Linked DNA regions of Mus musculus: regions 2, 3 and 4 are each linked to region 1. The links are chromatin loops, found by intact Hi-C in ENCODE. Cell type or tissue: left cerebral cortex. All regions are shown on one strand.

Region 1 (5,000 bases):
CCATTCCCCTGCTTTAATCTCTCACATTATGATAAATATTTCTTCTCTGTCCTCCCTTATTTTGTTTCCTCCTCGTGGTTCCCGCTGCTGATTCTCAACAGATGCCTGGGAACAGAAATGTATTTCTCAGATGGGAGCTTTCTATGGCTATCTAAACATTCACGTTCACCACAGAACTGAAGGGCAGGGAAGCTGGCTGCATGCGTGCTGGCTCACTGTGGTGGCTGGAGGGCTCTCGCGCGCGCGAGCGCTCTCTCTTCTCTCTCTCTCTCTGTCTCTCTCTCTCTCTCTCTCTCTCTCTCTTCTGCCTGGTGATGAGAAAAAAAAAACTCACTCTGCTTTGGCCGCTCGCTCACTTCTTGAGGCAGGAACAAATATCTGCAATGGGAATGGGATGGAGCAAGAATAAAAATGGGTGCATCTCAGCTGGATCATGGCAAGGGAAAGGGTGCAAAGGATATGTCCATATCTCAGAATGCATCACTCAGTGCCACCCCATGGTCTGTGGGTGGAGTGGGGATGTAGACAGGTCATAACCTGACACTCAGACTTACGGATCTGAAAGGATATAAAGCTGCCTGAGGGTGTAGTTCAGTTGGTGGCATGCTTGCCTAACGTGAACAAGGCCCTGGGTTCTATCCCTAGCACAGCATAACTAGATATGTGCCATACTGCAATTCCAGAGAGATGGGGGCAATATGGTCATCCTTGACGACATAGTGATTTCAAGGCCAGCCTGGCACTCTGTCTTAAAAAAACAAAAAAGTGAATAGCCAGTCGGGCAGGACTGGAGACAGAGTGGTGCCCATGGAATCCCTGGAGCTTTTTCTGTATGTGCAGAAAGAGTCTTTAAAATAGAGCAGACCATTGTAGTCTAAAGACTACAGAGCCCCGTAAATATTCAGTGAGGGCTTCCACTAGCATGCAGTTTTATCACTAGCCTGTACATACGAAAATGCCCACTTGCTTCTAACACCTAGCAAAGGTAATTAAAGCCAGAAATCACAAAGCGCTTAGGGCACCCAGACACCATGGCTTCACTGACATCATAAATGCTGTATCCCCTGTCGGATTTTGTCACACTGGTATAGGTTGATCAAAAAGCGTCCCCCACTGATGCTTTACCCCAAGTGCAGTTTAGACACCACTTCTCTGTTCCTTCTTGTGAAGTTGATGTTTCTGCCCCTTATTCTGTGGTGTTAGCTGGTCCACAGGACACCTACCACCCTGGGAGCCCATGGCATACTTGGACTTGCCAGCTGAAACACAAGGTTTCTCAGCAGCCTCCTTGGTCATTGTTATGTTAGGATTCATTCGAAACTCCATGCACACAGGCATAAAGTGATCAGGATGATGGTAAATCATTACTGACTGCAAGAAACGCTACGTTGGCCATCTATAGTTATTAATAAATTTCATATTCATCTTTGCTGCCTTTAGAGACCTTTTCTTCAAAGAATAAAACGTGATTTTTGTGAAACTAATAAGAAATTGTGAGGTAATCCCAGAACAATTAGCTCATAATAAATGGGCTTTGGTCAGGTACCCGAGTCAAGTTGTTTACAGTTGTCTGAAAACCCTGTTAACGGCCGTATGTTTTTGAAAGCATTTTCTGATTAAGCACAACATAACCACTAAAAACAAAAGTCGGGAAATCTACGGATTTTGGGCTTTGAATTCTAAAACTTTCTATTTATTTCCGTACTTACTGTCCTCAAGAAATATGTGATCAGTCAATATATTCTAAATGCCAAGAATCGGGGCTGAAAAAAAATTTAATTTGCTAGGAAAATACATAAATTTGTTAAATACGTTTCATTTTCATCCTAGTTTATATTTTATTCATGTACATTTATTGCTAAGCCATCCATTTTTCAAGGTAGAGTATAATGGATGAAACATTAACTAAATAGTATTATTTACTCCTAGAAACTAGCAGAATCCACTGTTGCTAAAGACCTGGAAAGAAACTGAATTTCACAGATCTATGCTGCTTTGTTTAAATTCAGACTTAGTTTACTTCACGGTAGGGGGAAGGGGCGAATTTTCAGTGCTTACTTCCCCAGTAATCACACAGAGAAAGAGATCAGTGAAAGCCACACAGTCAGTAGAGTCCATAAATACTTAGCGAAGATAGATTGCACTGGGTCAAAGGTCAACTGCAGGATTCTGGGGTAGGAACGACCATTCTTCTAATCAAATGGAGCAGATTATGTCTGATTTGTACTGAGTGTTTCCGTTTTCAGTGAGGTTTTCAGTGCAGTCCGTGTGAGTCACAGATGCAAACACCCAGTTCTTGTTGCTGTCTGCTGTGGGCAAAGCAAGCTGTAACAGCCCACATGCTTTTGCACCTTGCAGGAGTCCTTGCAAAGCGCTTCGCGCGCCACCTAGTGCCCAATCGAGGTATGAGAGGTGGGAAAGAGCAACTGAGTCTCTGCCCCACTGCAGTGAGTTACATTATCAGCGGGGCTTATTGTGTTCTTTACTTTATATATCACTGGATCCTAAAAACTTTAGAGTTGGTTCAAATGCACTGTTTTCCAAGAGTTCTTTAAATTAAATACCTTTTCCATTCTCCATAGGCTTGTATTCAATACCCTCACTGCAGGTACTCACAGCGGCATTCTTACCATGTGGAGCTGTAAAAAGCTCTACCCCAGTTGTTTCCGACCCATGTAAAACTGAAGCATGCTCTCTCCACCCAGCCTAATCCTTATTAAAAAAAAACGTGTGTAGCATCCCTCCACAGCTCTGATTTTTTTTTCTCTTTGTTTTTCAGATTGTCTACAAAGCCTGGCTCTGCTCCCAGTATTTTGAAGTCACACAGTTTAACTGCAGAAAGACCATTCCTTGCAAGCAATATTGCTTGGAGGTGCAGACAAGGTGTCCATTCATATTGCCCGACAATGACGAAGTCATTTACGGAGGCCTCTCCAGCTTCATCTGCACAGGTACAGGCTGGGTGGGGCCCTCCTTTGATCTCCATCAATATGTTGCTTCCAAAACCCCGAGACTGCCCAAAGGTATTTTTATGTGGCCTGAGCCCAGAAAAGCCTCCCAATGTGATTTAAACAAGGGTCGATGTCTCTATCACACAGCTATGCTGCAACCGAGACTCTCTGTGAATGTCTCCTGAGGATAGCTGCAGAGTCTAGGGGGAATTTTATCAATGACTCCTTCCTATTTTGTGATGAATGTTGTCACCGTATCTTAATCAGTATTGAGGACAAAAGGAGATGTCAGCCTGGATCACGCATGTACACACTGGGGCAAAAGAGGCCAGGACAGGTGATTTTTATATTTTCTGATAACAATATCTCCTTTATTTTTTTTTTGGCAAAGAATCGAGATGGGCAGGATGCCAACACCAGCTCTGGTGTCCAGAAACCCATGAGTGTTATGTAGTTTAGGCAGACAGAGAACACAGGGTCAAAGCTAAGAACAGTCTCATCCTGACAGGTCATTAGTGGGGAGAGCACCCTTGCTGAGCACGGGGAGTGCACCCTTGCTGAGCACGGGGAGAGCACCCTTGCTGAGTGAGCACGGGGAGAGCACCCTTGCTGAGCACGGGGAGAGCACCCTTGCTGAGTGCTCTGCTGATGTGAGCTCTTTGGAATTCACTTCTTTCCTTTCAGAAGAGGAGGGAAGACCCAATTTTAAAAAAACAATTTACTTGATTCATAGCACGCTTAACTTTTGAGTTTTAAGCATAAAAGTTAGTCTTAGAAAACAAGAAAATTCTCTTTGTATATTGGGCTTTTAAAAGCTCCACTGAACACCGGCAGGACCACAGAGACAGCCGCGTGAGTGAAGGTGCCTGCTGCAATTCCTGACTACCAGAGTTCAGTGTCTGGACCCAGATGCTGGAAAGACAGAACCCAGTTGTCCATGTTGTCTTCTGACCTCTACACGCATGCTGTGGACATACATACACACACACAAAATAAACTTAAAGATAAAAAATATAATTAAAAGGGGTCTAGAAAGATAGCTCGGAGGTTAAGAGCAATTGTTCCCACAGAGGACCTGGGATTGTTTCCCAGCACACACATGGTGGATCACACCTATCAATGACTCTGCTTCCAGATGACTCCGTGCCTGCTTCTGATCTCTGTACATACAAGACGTGCATGTGGTATACAGAAATACATGCAGACAAAACACTAATACACATAAAATCAATAAATAAAATAAGGACCAGTTGCAATGCTCAGTGTGACGATGTATCAAGTGGTTTGTGCTCATCGTGACAATGTATCAGGTGGTTTCCAGGCCCATGCTGTTCACTGTAACAAAGTATCAAGACACAGTCAGTGCCCTGAAAGTGCCAGCCCTGGTGAGCAGAAGGGCACTTCTCCCATCACACAAGCTGGCTTTTTGCTGGTGAACCACAATAACTATCCCCAGCCCAGGACACCACACATGCTGTGAAGATGTAGATGGGTTTGCATTTCATGACCTTCATCACCTCTTGGCCTCTACCTGTGTTTGCAGAGTTCTCTAGATGCCTTCAAGGCTACTGGAGGTAGCTTTCTGCACCTTTTGGCTCGTGGACAACTTGCATTTTAGCTGTGTTGGGTTTTGTAAAATCTGCATGTTTGTAGCTATAGTGACATCTCTAAGGAAAGGTGACAAAAAAGAACTCTGTCAGTGGCCCAGAAGACACTCAGAGCTCCTTGGAGGACTTCAGAGTCTCCTGGTGCTGAGCACTCGGAGGTCTGTCTGGGGATGCTTTCTGCCAGCTTTGTGACCCTCCTGTTACTTAAGCTCAGAACTCTAAAGTTGTTTTTTCAGACCCACCACACAGAAATTTTGTGAACTCACACAGCAGGAAGAAACATGGCTCTCTTCTGGGGTGGGACAAGGCTTTGGGGGAGACTCTGTGTCTGGGCTGTCATCTGAGGTTGCAGACTTCAGCTGGGTTGCACAGCAGGAGCTATGCTAAAGTGATTTGCACTCATTCTTGCTATCTGGCAGTGTGAGTGAGAGTTCCAGGCATA
Region 2 (5,000 bases), 120 kb before region 1:
ATTATGAACTAACCAGTACCCCTGAGCTCTTGACTCTAGCTGCATATGTATCAAAAGATGGCCTAGTCGGCCATCACTGGAAAGAGAGGCCCATTGGACACGCAGACTTTGTGTGCCCCGGTACAGGGGAACGCCAGGGCCAAAGGGGGGGAGTGGGTGGGTAGGGGAGTGGGGGTGGGTGGGTAAGGGGGACTTTTGGTATAGCATTGGAAATGTAAATGAGCTAAATACCTAATAAAAAATGGAAAAAAAAAAAAATACCTCTTGGTTTATTCTTCAAAGAGAAAAAAACAAAAACAAAAAAGAAATGAAACTTTTTCTGTTTTTATTCTTGTTTTTTAATTATTTTATTTTTTAATCATCCCCCTGTTTGTTTCCACAGAGAATCAAACAAAAGGTGTTTTTTGCTGAGCTCTGGGAGGAGCCAGGAACTTGCTGTCTGGTACATGCCAAGCCGTGTCTGATTAAAATAGGAAGGCTCAGGAAGAAGAAAGCAGGAGACTGGGAAGGTGGAACTGAGGAAAAGAGATCCTGCCTGACAAACTCCTCAGTGAGAACAGTGAGAAAAAGGCTAACTTCGCTGTGAAGGGGGGTTCCACAGACACCTGTGCTGTGTGAAGACTGCAGGCAAAGCACAGCCCAACCCTCGAGAAACAGAGAGGCCCAATCATTATAAACCTAGTTTGTCTTTTTTCTAAGATGCTTTTAGTTCTAAGATGGAAGCAGGCTGGCTCTTCGGGTACTCACTGAGAGCCATGGATGAGGCAGATATGAATGGGCACAGGTCAATGGGATGGCATGAAACCAAGCCATAGAACAATCAGATGAGAAGTGAGGGTTGTCTTAGCCTCAGCAGTCATCAGCCCATCACGACATCTACTCTTCTAGAAGGCAGTGGCCTAAAGTGTCCCATATCTGTCATCTCAATGGGTTTTTGTGTGTCAGGACTTCTGAGACCACTACCAGGCAGGTCTGCCATGATCCTCCACAGAGGTCATTATTGAGCTGCAGTGATCTGAAGATTCCCTGGAGATTTAGGGCTGGAGTACAGGGTGGAGAGGATCATGGGGAAGAGCTATGTGCCTGTTCTCAGACAGGCTCTGGTTTGCTGGAAGAGAAATTCAGGAAGATTGAGGCTAAAGCTGCAGAATTCTACTTGACCTGGCCCTGGAGACACACACAATCCTATCCGTGAAATCCAAGTGTTCCTCGTGTCTGCAGGATTCATATGTTTCATGAGCACATGGAAGTCCTGCAGGATAGCTGCTTTGCCTGTCTCCTTCCCCAGGTCCTTCATATTTTCCAATTGACTATATCCTTTCTAGACCTTCTCTAGAATGTCCTATTGCCTTTCTCTCTAGTTATTCTATAAGAGTTTGTCGGAAGGGATGAGCCACTTGGTTGTGAAAACTTGCAGCCATTTTTGCTTCTCCCTCCCATAGTACTAACAGCAGAATTAAATCATTTAAACATCCACCCTAAGGTTTCCATATATCGCCATTATTCTTTGTCTCCCCCCGGTTGATGATAGCAAGTGGAGCCCAGTAACTAATGACTGAAACTGGAAGAATTCCGAAGATAAAGCATTTCCTAATTATCTCCATGACAGATGTTTTCTGGATTGCTTTTTCTTCTTTAACACACATTAAAAAAAAAAGATATACTTTGGGATGTGACCAAGTGCTTCCTTGTTATTTTTGAGAACATGAGAAATATTGAAAGAATTCCCACTGCATCTTCATTAGCTTGGCCAAATAGAAAATGTCACGGAAAGCCTTTGTGTATTTAATGGTGTGCTGGGGTAGGAATGGATGTTGTCTCCAGCCTCCCAGTTGGCACGCACATGCACAATCACAGAGCCCATGCTACTTGTAATCCTTGCTGATTTATAGTCTTTGAATCATAATTGTTAAGACTGTAAGTGTGACATCCTATTTAAATAATATATGTTTAATTTATAGACATGTATACCTTCCAAGAAAATGAAATTATGACATTTGTATGCATGATTAGAAGCTGCACAAAGTATAGTTACTAAAAAAGCAATGGAAAGTGTGGTGTGGTGTGGTGCTACCAAAAGTACCTCCTGTCAAGCCTGCACAACAGGCAGATGCCTTTTCTCATCTAGATACTGTCAGTCTCATTATCTCAGGGAATAACTTAGCAAAGCATCATGCAAAAAACCCCTTCTCTGTTCTGAACGTATGGAAAGTAAGAGTCAGAGTCAACATCTGTGCCCAGAAGAGGAGGACACATCTTAGCACCTCGCTCTGTTTTCCTGAAGGTGAGCCCCATGATAATTAGAGAATCTCTAAAACTGATGTTGCTGGGTATTACTGAAGTTGTTGGCTTTCACATACAGCTTCTCTTCCAATCCAACCTGGAAACATCAAGAGATAAATTATGTTTCGAATTTTGATACACTGTTTATCGGTTCCCTGTTGGACTCTAAGGGAACAGACCGAATGTTCTCTAGTGTAGTTACACAGTTGTAGCAGGTAAACCTGCCCCTGAAAGCAGCCCCATGATCTCAGATGAACTTAGAGATGGATTATTCTTCAAAGACTGCCAGGGATAGACATGGCTGGAGAGGTGCTGCTTGGTTTTTGTGGGCTGGAGCAGAGCAGGGTTTTGATGCCAGTACAGAAGGTCAGGGCACCATGAATACTCCTCTTTGTTACAAAACTGTGCGAGAAATATATGTTTTAGGGAGCCATAATAATGTTGCACAAAAGTAAATATCTGAATATAATTTAATCACCTCATCCAGAAAAAGACAACTCAAATAAGGAAGCGTTAGAGGACAAGAGGAAAATCTGTCCCATTTTAAAGTATCTTAACCACAATATTAAATGTATTGAGTGCATGGGATAGGTTTTACAAATATTTTATGAATGAAAAATGCAATACAGTAGTTACACAAACTTTTGAGTTATAAATTTAGCCTTCTTCTGTGCTTAGCAGATGAAGCTGGCTCTTCTCAGTTAAAACCACACATGAAGAGTCAGACGAAAATTTTACCTTGGATGGGGTCAGGGTCAGAGATGGTCATGCTGCCCCCTGGTGGCTATTTCAGAGACCATGCTGAGGCTCAGAGTGACAGGCGAATAGTCCCTTCTATGGTCAAAGGGCTGAGTCTTGGGCATTTGGAGAGATAGATGCTTTAATTGGACCTGTCTAGAAGAAATGCCACTAAGCCATCTGGTTGATTCCTGTGAGGGTCCATCCTCCCGCTGCTATGGGAGAAGCGGCAGAGCACAGAGAGTTAGGATTGGAGAGCGACATCCTCTCTCACTGGAGTGAGTGGCAAGCCATCCCTCAAGTGTGTGCTCTGACTGGTTCCATCGATTCCATCCTTAATCAGCAGTCTGCCCTGGCCTCTCCTCCTCTCTACACACTCCCATCTTTTGTTAACCCAGTTCCTCTCCCAAGAGTCCAAGTCCAGATCTACTTTTCGTTTACAAATCCTTAAAAGTTTATTCCTTGTAGGTATTATACTTATGTTTGTTTGATTTTTTGAGATTATAATTTAATTACAACTTTTATCCTTTCTTTATCTCCCACCAACACTCCTCCCCCCACCCCCATCCCCTGCTTGCTCTCCTTCAAATTCCCGGCCTCTTATGTCACCAATTTTTACTGAATGCATGTGAGTATTTATACATACATGTCTATTTCTAATTATAAGCTGTTGAGTCCATATAACGTTGCTTGTGTGAATGTTTTCAGAGATGAGCTTTGGCACTGGGCAGCCGGTTGATGCGCTCTTCCATGGGGAAGGTCGCCTCTCCTGCTCTTAGCTTTACTATGCTCGCTGGGTTTCCTTGTGTAGAGTCAGGGTCTCACGTTTCCTGCCCTGTTTGCTGTGTTCATTAGTGTCGATCAAATTTCCTCCCAGATCCTTCCCACATCCCCACTCATCCAACTCCACTCCTTTCTCTCTTTAAAACTAGACAAAACAAACAAATACAAGCAAACAGCAAACAAACCACAACAAACCTTCACAGCTGCCTGTAGGAAAGCCAGGCACGCACTGAGCTGGTGACTGAATGGCAGAGATGAGGAGCTAAGAGGCAAGTACCTAGTCATGGTTCCCCAGTGCAGGCAGACTGTAGGGAAGGCATAGTGCAGTGTGCGCCTTTGTACCGTTTCAAACTTGTCCATTAAATCCATAAGCACTATGATATGTTTGGGGAGACCTTTCCAAATAAACTTGCTACCCGTCTTTCTGTGGGGCAAAGATAGAAAGAAATAAAGTCCTATAATTCACGAATGATGAAAGGCACCTCCATTCTGTTTGAATGCTAAAATGACACTCTCCAAGGTCAGGCTGTCAGGCAGCAGGAATCTTGTGACAGATTGTGCCTGGCCTCATTTCCATATGAAAGGTAAGCTCCTTTACCTCTGTGGAAAGAAATTCTGGCTTTTTTGCTTCAAACCCATTTCACTATTTAAACTCCTTTTTGTTGTTGTTCAAAACATGTTGGAGCATTGGGCCCACATGCCACAGAACTGGCTGTATTGGGTGGCGAGAACACAGCAGTTTAGTGTGTCTGCATATCAGAACCCTTAGTACCCAATCCTATGTGTCTAAATGGACAGTCAGGGATGGTCACGGAAGGTGAATGTAGATGCAATGTACCCATACGGAATGTTTGTACAGAACACTTAGTCCCACCTTAGTTCAGCCCAGCTGAACATTGGGCAGGTGAGGCTGGAATGCTTAACATTCTTTCAGGAAAGTGGCTCGGGACAGGACTGCTCAGTCCAAGGCAGAGCCAGACTTTCAAAAAACAGTTTCAATGTAGGTTTAAGCTCAGGAAAGTCTAATAGAAGCATGGTGACACAGGCCTGGAACACATTGGTTTTGGCTGAATTGTGTTTTCCCAAACGGGTGCATTGAGTCATTGATCCCCAGAATGTGAAACCTCATTTGGAGATAAAGTCCTTGTAGATAATTCAGTTGGTGTAAGGTCATTAAGAAAAGCTCCAATCTCCTT
Region 3 (5,000 bases), 350 kb before region 1:
GATCCTGGTGACCTAAATTTAATCTCTGGGACCCATGTGGTACAAGGAGAGAACTGATTCCCCTTCGTTTCCTTTAGATATTGATGTGCATACCCATGCCACATGCATTATACCCCCTGGCAGCCACACACTAAATAAAATTAAAGTTTAAAAGATGTCACGCTAGGTTATTTTTAGTTGAGTACCTCGTTTTCATCAACGCAGATGATCTCCCAAGTTTGAAATTATGTGTGCTGTGTTAGAGAGTAACCCTATGTCTCTGAACACTAAGATGGAATCCTGTACCCATCCATCTTCCTGTCTTTGACTCAGCCCTGATGTCTCCAGTTAGACTGTTAGTGCTTGAAACCCAGTCATCCTCCCACATGTTGTTGAAGTCGTGGCTTCATGGAACGCTTCCTAGGAACTTACACAAAGCAGCCGATACCTCTGCTGCCTCAGCAACAGTCCTGGAAGGGGAGAGCGTGGGTGGGCACACTGTGACACCTCCTGACAAGAGAGAAGTAAACAGAAATGCTGCCTCCCTCTCTAAGGTAATTAATTCACCTCTGCATTGTGCCTGCCAGCTTTCAATCTAGGTTTATTTTGTATCCATAGACTGAGGTTTTGTTTTTAGTACTTCCCTGTGTGCATCGATGGTAGAGAATCCCTCCTCTGTATACACAGAACCAAGTCAGATATAAATACTGATGGCAACCTGGGATATTCATTCAAATAAGATAAACCAAGATTGGATTTTGTGATTTGACACTTGATACCATGTAACAACAGCAGCATGAGGTTAAAGTATCTTGGCATGCTCAGGGCTATCACTTCCTTGTTATTGTGCTTCTCAAATAAAAATAAATCAGGATTAAGAAAGTGTAGATTAAATACCAAAGGCAAAGTTGGTGAACACACTATAAGTCTTTCACCAAGTTTATCCTCTCTATACATGAAACAAGGAAACCAATGTTCACTTTTTATGTCATATGCTTTTATGTTTTGTTTTTTCATTGGATATTTTCTTAATTTACATTTCAAATGTTATTCTCTTTCCTGGTTTCCCCTCTGGAAAAAAAAAAAAAAACCCTCCCCTTGTCACTGCCCCCTCCTCCTGCTCACCAACTCACCTACTCCAGCTTCCTGGCCCTGGCATTCCCCCACACTGGGGCATAGAGCCTTCATAGGACAAAGGGCCTCTCCCAGCACTGATGTCTGATTAAGTCATCCTCTGCTGTATATGCAGCTGGAGCCATGAGTCCCACCATGTGTGCTCTTTGGTTGGTGGTTTAGTCCCTGGGAGCTCTGGGGTACTGGTTAGTTCATATTGTTGTTCCTCCTATGGGGTTGCAAAACCCTTCAGCTCCTTAGGTCCTTTCTCTAGCTCCTTCACTGGGGACCCTATGCTCAGTCCAATGAATGGCTGTGAGCATCCACTTCTGTATTTGTTAGGCACTGGCACAGCCTCTCAGGAGAGAGCTATATCAGGCTCCTTTCAGCAAGCACTTGTTAGCATTCAAAACAGTGTCTGAGTTTGGTGATTGTATATGGGATGGATCCCCAGGTGAGTCAGTCTCTGGATGGTCATTTCTTCAGTCTCTATTTCACACTTTGTAACTCCTTCCATGGGCATTTTGTTCCCCCTTTCTAAGATGGATAGAAGTATCCACACTATGGTCTTCCTTCTTCTTGAGTTTCATGTGGTTTGTGAATTGTATCTTGGGTATTCTGAGCTTCTGGGCTAATATCCACTTATCAGTGAGTGCATAAGACATGTGTGTTCTTTTGTGACTGGGTTACCTCACTCAGAATGATATCCTCCAGATACATCCATTTGCCCAAGAATTTCATAAATTCATTGTTTTTAATGGCTGAGTAGTACTCCATTGTGTAAATGTACCACATTTTAAATGTCAGGTTGAACAATGAATTTATATTCCTTAAGTATCCGGCAATGGCCTTATTTTGCTAAAAACTTAAAATTATAGCCAGCAGATGGCGCAACTTCATTGTATAGGCCTTACAGCTGGTCCTTGGTGGCCCCTAAGACCTTGGCTGGTCTAATGGGCAGGAATTGTAGCCCTTCCTTTATATACACGGTTGACCTGGAAAGCAGTCACACTGGGTAACTCAAGTGGACAGGACTTGACATGTCTGTGTCATTGTGCTGGGAACCATTGTTTCCACATTGCTGCAGGACACAGTGTGACACAAAATATAAAGTCTCCTCCAAGAGAGTTTGTTATATAAACTGATGGATCCACAGAACTGTCACTGTTGTGTGAAGGCTTCTCCCTTAAGTTCTGTTAACGGAACCATGGCATTTCAGAGGTACTCCTCAAGAATGAATCATAATATTTTCTGACCTTTCTCCATGAAAAGTTTTATTTGCAAGTAAAAATTCAGTAAAAGTAAATATATACAAGATTCAGTAAGTACACATCATAGTGAAAGCAGTTTAGTATGAGATAATTAATCTTATAACCCATGTCTTCAACTTGGGTGTTTACCAAAGTTAAACATCTGATTTATCTATTTTAAATACACCAACATTTTAACTCATAGGATTATGAGGGTTCTACCCTCTGACTACACTGTCAACATGTTTTCAAACCCACTTATGCAAATGTTGTTACTGCTTTTGCTTATGACACCTCGGAGAGCTGTTTGAGACTTTCTCAGTGGAGGCAGAGAACAGCCTTACGTCCTCCAATTCTGTGGGCATTTTAATCTCCAGATGTTTAACTCAAGACTCCAGAATTCGTGTATCTGAGTAATCCAACTAGTCACACAAACCCTGGAGACTGCAAGTTCTTGTAAGAAAAGAACAATAACCACTTTTTTCATTAAAGAAACTTTACTAAAGCTCAAAGCACACATTGCACTGCACACAATAATAGTGGGAAGACTTCAACACCCCACTCTCATCAATGGACAGATCATGGAAACAGAAACTAAACAGAGATACAGTGAAACTAAAAGAAGTTATGAAACAAATGGATTTAACACATATCTACAGAACATTTTATCCTAAAACAAAAGGATATACCTTCTTCTTAGCACCTCATGGTACCTTCTCCAAAATTGACTATATAATAAGTCACAAAACAGGTCTTAACAGATACAAAAATATTGAAATAATCCCATGCATCCTATCAGATCACCACAGACTAAGGCTGATCTTCAATAACAACATAAATAATAGAAAGCACACATACACGTGGAAGCTCTCTACTCAATGATAACTTGGTCAAGGAAGAAATAAAGAAAGAAGTTAAAGACTTTTTAGAGTTAAATGAAAATGAAGCCGCAACATACCCAAACTTATGGGACACAATGAAAGCAGTCCTAAGGGGAAAACTCATAGCTCTGAGTGCCTCCAAAAAGAAACTGGAGCAAGCATACATTAGCAGATGGGCAGCACACCTAAAAGTTCTAGAACAAGAAGAAGCAAATTCATCCAATATTCAAATAAGTGCTATTAGCAGAATAAAAAATTGAGGCAGAGCTTGGAAAAGTGTTTACAAAACACATTCCCAGTTAATTCATTGTATTAAAAAGATACAAGGAAGCTGGGCATGGAGGTGCACTCCTTTTATCCCAGCACTTTGAAGGCAGAGACAGGTAAATCTCTGAGTTCAAGCCCAGCATAGTCCACAGAACAAGCTATAGCACAGCCAGGGCTACACAGAGAAACTCTGTCTTGGAAAAAAATATACGCACATATATACATATACATGTACACACACACACACATTATATATATATATATATATATATACATATATATATATATATATATATATATATATATATATATCTCACTAGTGAAACAAACTATCAAAGATGACCAAGAGACCTGAACAAAGTCCTCATCAAAGAAGAAAGTCGGAATGCTGGCAACCTATGGGGAGGTATTCAGCCTGGGATGTCCTTAGGAAACACTAACTCAGATGGAAGGCAAATGCATCAGTAGTAATTGCAGCACATCCTGCAATGAGAGGAAAGGCCAGCAGTAACACACACTCACTGATGTGGAATGAAGAACAACGCTGGATCCGGGATTGTTCACTTCTTACAAAACCATATGCATTCCTACCATCCTCTCCAACTTGCACAATTCCCAATGTTTATTCAAAGAAGATAAAAGCTCATACACAAACCTGAATGTTTGTTGTAAAGGAGCAAATGTATGTACAAGGTCTGTAAATAGATATACAGACCTTGGTCTAGTCATACAATGGAATGTCATTCCGTAATGAAGGAAAGAGATGTCAGACTTCCAAAGGACATAAGGGAAAGTAGCCAATGGGAGAGACAATGATTCCGAGGTCGATGGGACAGGTGTGAGGTCAGGGATGCTGTTGGCTTGGAGAAGTCAGTGATAGCAGGCAGAGCCCAGGGATGGCGCTCTGGTGCTGGATACAGGGCGTGTGCATACACCTGATTGCATCTTCATGCCTTGTTTTCCTCAGAGATTCCTTATTATGGGATTTATTGGTTTTGAATTTAGCTTTTTATGAATGAATTTTGGTAGTGGTTTGTGTTGGATCATACACCCCCATGTACAGTTCACTGATTATATGGATTGCACTACTAATGTTATCAGTTCCCTATTGGCAGGTCCTTAGGACACCAACCAGTTGAGTTAATAAATAACATTATGGAGAACATTCCAGTGTTTACCTTTATTGACATGAATGACGATATCAATGGAATAAACTCCTATAAGTGAAACTTCATCATTCATATGTAGAATTCATCTCAATTTGCAATAGCTATTGTAAATTTTTTTAAGAAACGTTATGTTATCTAACATGATTGTGGGTTTTGGTTTTTAGCATGCAGTTGTTTGGTGACAACAACAGGCAGTAGACTATGTCCCCCACAAGCTGTGAGGATGTTCTATCACACAGTAATGTAGTTTGAATCGCTCACACTCCCTGTCTTCAGAAAAGAACTAACCCAAACCAGAATATTACTGACCTTAGGGTTCTGGTTGTTGCATGGATTTTTAT
Region 4 (5,000 bases), 700 kb before region 1:
AATTTTACTGTATCTTCTCTTTATTCACCAACCTTGGTAAGCAACACATCCACAGCCTCACATCATAAGGCGAAACCTAAACATCTGCTTGAATTTAAGACTTGATAGATAACCACTTTAAATTTGGCTGATTAAATATTTGTTTACATTCAGAAATGAATGCGATATCTATCTATCTATCTATCTATCTATCTATCTATCTATCTATCTATCTATCATCTATCTATCTATCTATCTATCTATCTATCTATCTATCTATCTATCTATCTATCTACCTATCTGACAGGTTAGTTTACAAACTAAATGTTGTTAAAAGTAGCATTCCGCAATGGCTATATTATAAAAAGAAACTCATACATAAGGCCACTTCTAGATCTGACTTGGGCAGGATAGACTGTCCAACAATATTTAAAGCATAAGTATTAAGGTTGTTCTTGAAGATTTCATCCTCAAATCCTCCCAAGATAGATTTTGTGACTTAAGCTTGAGTTGCATTGTGAGTTGCCTCTCAAAACTCTGGAGTATACGAGACAGCGCAAGCCATGGCTCTCTTCGAACAGACTCAACTCTTCCAATAACTCTTTTCACCGAAGAATACATTTACTACCTGGAGTCTAGTATTGGAGGGGTTGTTGGTTGTGATTAGGGCAAGATAAATTATCCCTAGAATCTCAAGAAAGGAATTCAGTGTGTGTGTGTGTGTGTGTGTGTGTGTGTGTGTGTGTGTGTGTGTGTGTGTGTTAAGCAGAATTTTGGGAAGATATCCATAAAGATAGCTTTTCATTATCACTTTTTCCTCAACACCCACCAGATGCACAGGGTATGATGGTCACAGCAAAGAGTCCTGAGAGATTCAGAAGTATGCCTTTGCATAGTAACCAGGAAAAGAAATTTTATCACATGGGCATGTTGTCCCTCACCTAAGCTCCTCCTAGATAGAGTAATCATGGATGCAGGAATTCTTATGGGATGCATGCATCTGCTATGCAGAACTCTTGGAAGTGAGTCCCAGGACTCTGACAGCTGAAGCTATGTCACCTTGTGTCCCCATGTGTCCCCAGTGCTCCTAGCCTTGTGAATCTCATGTGTGTTGAGAGTCTATTTGAGGGTGAGTACTTTGGAACCATGAAGTGCTATCTTTTCTAGGCATTATTTATGAAATTGTGCCATATCATATTCTGGGATTTCATATAAATTTGTCTTTGGCTTGGGAACCAAGCTCCAAAATAGAATATATCAAAAATATGGTTCTCATTATAGAACTTAACACTCTGACAAAAAGCTGATATCTAGGGGGACTAGTGGGAAAAAAAACCATAAAAATAAGTTTAGTATTTTCCCTTGATTCTCTGGGAGGAGATTGCTGGTTTCCCAGTTTTGTTTTGCCTTTCATCCATTTAAAAATTTAAAGTATTTCATAATATCAACAATTTAATTTCTTCCAATTTAAAGGAAAACTCATTTTTCAAATGTCACACATACCTATATTTTATATTTTATTCTACCACTCTTTAAAATGTGACTTATAACCACAGTACTGGATTACAACCACCCACCATTTACCCCTGTGTGCTTCCTGATGGCAGGCACAATGCAGGTGTGAAACTGGGTAGGACTTGATCTTGTAGGTTCCTTTCTTATGGATATATTTGTGGGAAGGTATAGTCTTATGTTAAAATTGGTGAAGTGCACATCAAATAACATAACAAAAATGGTTCTAGTGATGCCCTGGGAAGCCACAAGCATCCCAACTCTGCACTTTGAGACCATTATTGAGTAAAATAAGGATTATTAGAACAGAAGCATAGAGACGTTTGTGACAGCTGCTCTGATTTTCAAAATGGTTGCAGGGCAAATGACAGGGAAACAGCAATGCAGCATGGGTACTGCGCACATGTGTGGGTATAGTGCACACGTGTGGGTGTAGTGCACACGTGTGGGTACAGCATACAAGTGATTCCCTGTGCACCTGAGTGGGACGGGTCACATACAGCCTGGGCACAGAGCACACATGTGTGGTTCCCTGTGTGCCTTAGTAGAACGGGTCAGAAACCCACACTATTTCACCAAGGTCCTCAGAATGGACTTTAGTGTAAAAGGTTGTGAAATATTTATTTCTGGAAATTTTCACTTAAGAGAGTCTTAGATTGTGGGAAGAACTCAGACCGGAGAGTGGGGTTGTAGAATGTCGTGTAAACGCAACGGGGGATCCTCACACTCTACCTGTGTGGTCTCCTAACACCAAGATCCAATCCCTCATTTAGGGAACCAATGTCAACCAGGGTCACAACCCATCACCTCAGGCAACTGGAACAATTCTTTGTATCTCCACCAGGTGGCAGCATACAATGCCACAGAGGCAAGAATCTCAGAAAACCTGCATCAACAGAGTGGACTGCCTGGTTCTTCTCTATTTACTGTGGTGATAGCAGGCGAGTGTGTTAAAGGTGTGAAATAATAGGTTTTTCCTGGAGAGACGTTCATCACACGGAGGTTAACGTCAAGGGTTGGGCCTAGACCTGTGCCTTCCAGGTCCTGTGTTGTAATACGGTATACTTCCCACTGTTGCGATAAGGCATACCTCCCTGGCTCTTTCAGTAATGGTTACTGGACTAATGTCAATATTGGCCAAAGGAAAGGCAGCCTGAACAGCAGAAGAATGTTAGGGGTGGAAATAAACAGCAGAAAACCAACAAACCTAGAGCCTTCTCATTCACAGTGGCTCTCTGTATTCCTCATTACCTCTACCTGGATGCATTGCACAATCTCTTAAAAGGGGAGGCTGGGTGTGACTTGGTTTTGCAGTTTCTCTTTCTAGAGTGATTGTGCAAACAGTGTGACGCCTCACTCTTTCTTGCCTAGCTCCATGCAGGCAGAAAGAGCATGGTCAGCCCAAGTGACCCCTGGTTTATTTTGTTGAGCCCAAGCATGGCCCAGCCTGACTATTCTGCAGCCATGGCTAATGGGAGGTGGAATGAGCACACACACACTCACACACACACACACACACACGTACACGCACACACACTATATGTATGTGGGCTGGCCATTTGGTAGTGGATAACTAATTGGTGTGCTCTTCCTTGATGTGAGCCATTTCCCCTACTGTGAGCATTCCTTGGCTGCCTGTAGTTCCTTGTGTAGGCTGAGGCCTCGTGGTCTTTCTGCAGTCCACTCTGACATGTCTATTGTCCTCCTTGTTCAGGTCATGTTTGGGCAGTCATGCTGGTGAGACTTCATGAGTGTAGCTTCTGATATTTCTATGAGACACAATCTGACAGCAAACCCCTTGAACCTTTGGCCCTTACACTCTTTCTGATCCCCTTTCCACAAGGTTTCCTGAGTCTAGGTGCCGGAGGTTTTTTTGGAGATGTATCCATTGGAACTGGGCTCTACAACTCTCTATGTTGATTGGTTATGATCTTCTGTATATTCATCTGTTGCAAAGAGAAGTTTCTTTGATGAGAGGTGAGGACTACAGTTACCAGTGGGTACAAGGAGAAATATTTACAATGTAGCTAATGATTATGCTAGCTTAGTAAAGGGACAGTTGTAGGTGCTTCTCCAACAACTGTGACTTCACTAGTACTTGGCTAGGTTTTTCAGCACCCGGCATAATTTTTCTCTTGCTAATTATGCCTTAATCTAATTAGAGAGCTGTTGGTTATCGCCAAAGTATTCATGTCACCGTTTTACCCTTTTGGTTACTGTTCCAAGAGGGTTCTTGCATGGGAAATGAACCACTTTTATTTCTAATTTTTTAAAAAAGGGAGGGACTAGAATAGATTAAAAGAAACACAAAGCTAAGCTTGAAATTCTTCTGCATCCAACTCTGACCAAAGATCCTCTTCAAGTCATTCAGGCAGGCAGTTGGAAAGGCTGGCACGGACTATTAAGAAGCAGTTGTTGTTTTGTTCTAACAGAATTGTGTTAAGAATGAAAATGCATCCTGGAGCAATTAAAGCCAGATTAATAAGGTACTCAAAGTGGGCTTTAAGATCACCTTGCTGGGGTTTCTGATTTTCGCTATGATGGGTGGTATCTAGCAGAGCAAATGTCTCCGATCCTAGATGTAAAACACGGCATTTTAAAGCATTCTCTAAGCTCCCTGTAAGGTAACCTCCCTGCTAAAATAAATGCCAAGACAGCAACCCTGAGCAGCAGTGGAAATCTACCCCGGCCACTGAACTTGAAGGTCAACAATGCCTGAGAGCAACCAACTGCATTGTGTGGACCCTGCCATTCTACACTCTATGCTCCCCTGCAGCATTTAGTGGTTTTGAAATAAAGCTGGACAAAAGGCTTAAAATCCCCATCAGAATGGAACAGCTGGGCACTGCTTCAGACTGTCTCAGAGCAGTCAGGATGCAACATTTGATTTAGATTGTTAATCAATCCAGCTAGGGCTTGGAGAGAGGACCTAGGCAGTCTGAGTCACTTGTCCTCCCTCAGCCTTTACTGTCCAAGAGATTCAGTTTGAGGAGTAGGTGGGACTTTCCTAAGCACTAGAGAAACGAGCTGTCATGAAGGAAGGAAGGATCTGATAGACATCATGGACTCTCAGCGGTGCCATCTGAGAGCTTGAGGGCCAGGCCCTGAGAAGTGTGCAAGACAGAAGAGACCACAACTCTGAAAGTGTCAAAACATTAAACTATTCTCAATTCACAAGCTAAAGAGAGAACTATCTCACCCCCACTAGAGCTGCATACTTCTTTGCTCTGTCAGCTCAGAGGGCATAAGAGAATTAGTGTGTCCCAGCACCACAGAGCATAGCTAGTTTCAATTCTTGTTGCCAACAAGAGGAGCTAAGGGCTTCTGGGAAAATGGCCAATTCCAGGATCAGTGCAGGAAATAGGTGGAGCATCTATTGGAGAAGCAGAGTAAGTGCATGTGGTGGTTTGAATATGCTGGCCCAGGGAGTGGCACTATTAGGAGGTGTAGCCTTGTCAGAGTAGGTATGTCATTGTGGGCATGGGCTTTAGCATCCTACCTGCCCAGAA

What was found. Peaks named below come from ENCODE experiments on the same cell type or tissue, not always from the same donor. Only the 100,000 strongest peaks of a DNase experiment are listed, where the experiment ranks them.
Region 2: it touches region 1 in a loop (2.3-fold over the local background); 5 of 42 quality-filtered maps call a loop at or near these places.
Region 3: a loop joins it to region 1, with 13 times the contacts of the local background. A loop is called at or near these places in 19 of 42 quality-filtered maps.
Region 4: it touches region 1 in a loop (7-fold over the local background); 32 of 42 quality-filtered maps call a loop at or near these places.

Annotation. Positions count from the first base shown.
Region 1 is chr8:9,230,885-9,235,884 of GRCm38, reverse strand. It overlaps Fam155a (family with sequence similarity 155, member A), which reads left to right. Exons shown (of 3, transcript NM_173446.2): 2 at 2,780-2,951. Among named protein-coding and RNA genes, the nearest start is that of Gm39128, 66 kb to the right of the region's middle. In left cerebral cortex, a CTCF peak has its summit at 2,382 (motif pointing left); DNase peaks (open chromatin) are centred at 187, 628 and 2,362; H3K27ac peaks cover 321 bases.
Region 2 is chr8:9,347,037-9,352,036 of GRCm38, reverse strand. The region is part of intron 1 of Fam155a (family with sequence similarity 155, member A); the gene reads left to right. Among named protein-coding and RNA genes, the nearest start is that of Gm39128, 180 kb to the right of the region's middle. In left cerebral cortex, a CTCF peak has its summit at 3,061 (motif pointing left); a DNase peak (open chromatin) is centred at 3,067.
Region 3 is chr8:9,577,417-9,582,416 of GRCm38, reverse strand. All of the region lies in intron 1 of Fam155a (family with sequence similarity 155, member A), which reads left to right. Among named protein-coding and RNA genes, the nearest start is that of Fam155a, 190 kb to the left of the region's middle. In left cerebral cortex, a CTCF peak has its summit at 1,979 (motif pointing right); DNase peaks (open chromatin) are centred at 407 and 2,056.
Region 4 is chr8:9,932,747-9,937,746 of GRCm38, reverse strand. No RefSeq gene overlaps it. Among named protein-coding and RNA genes, the nearest start is that of Lig4, 41 kb to the left of the region's middle. In left cerebral cortex, a CTCF peak has its summit at 2,330 (motif pointing right); DNase peaks (open chromatin) are centred at 1,101, 2,337 and 4,805.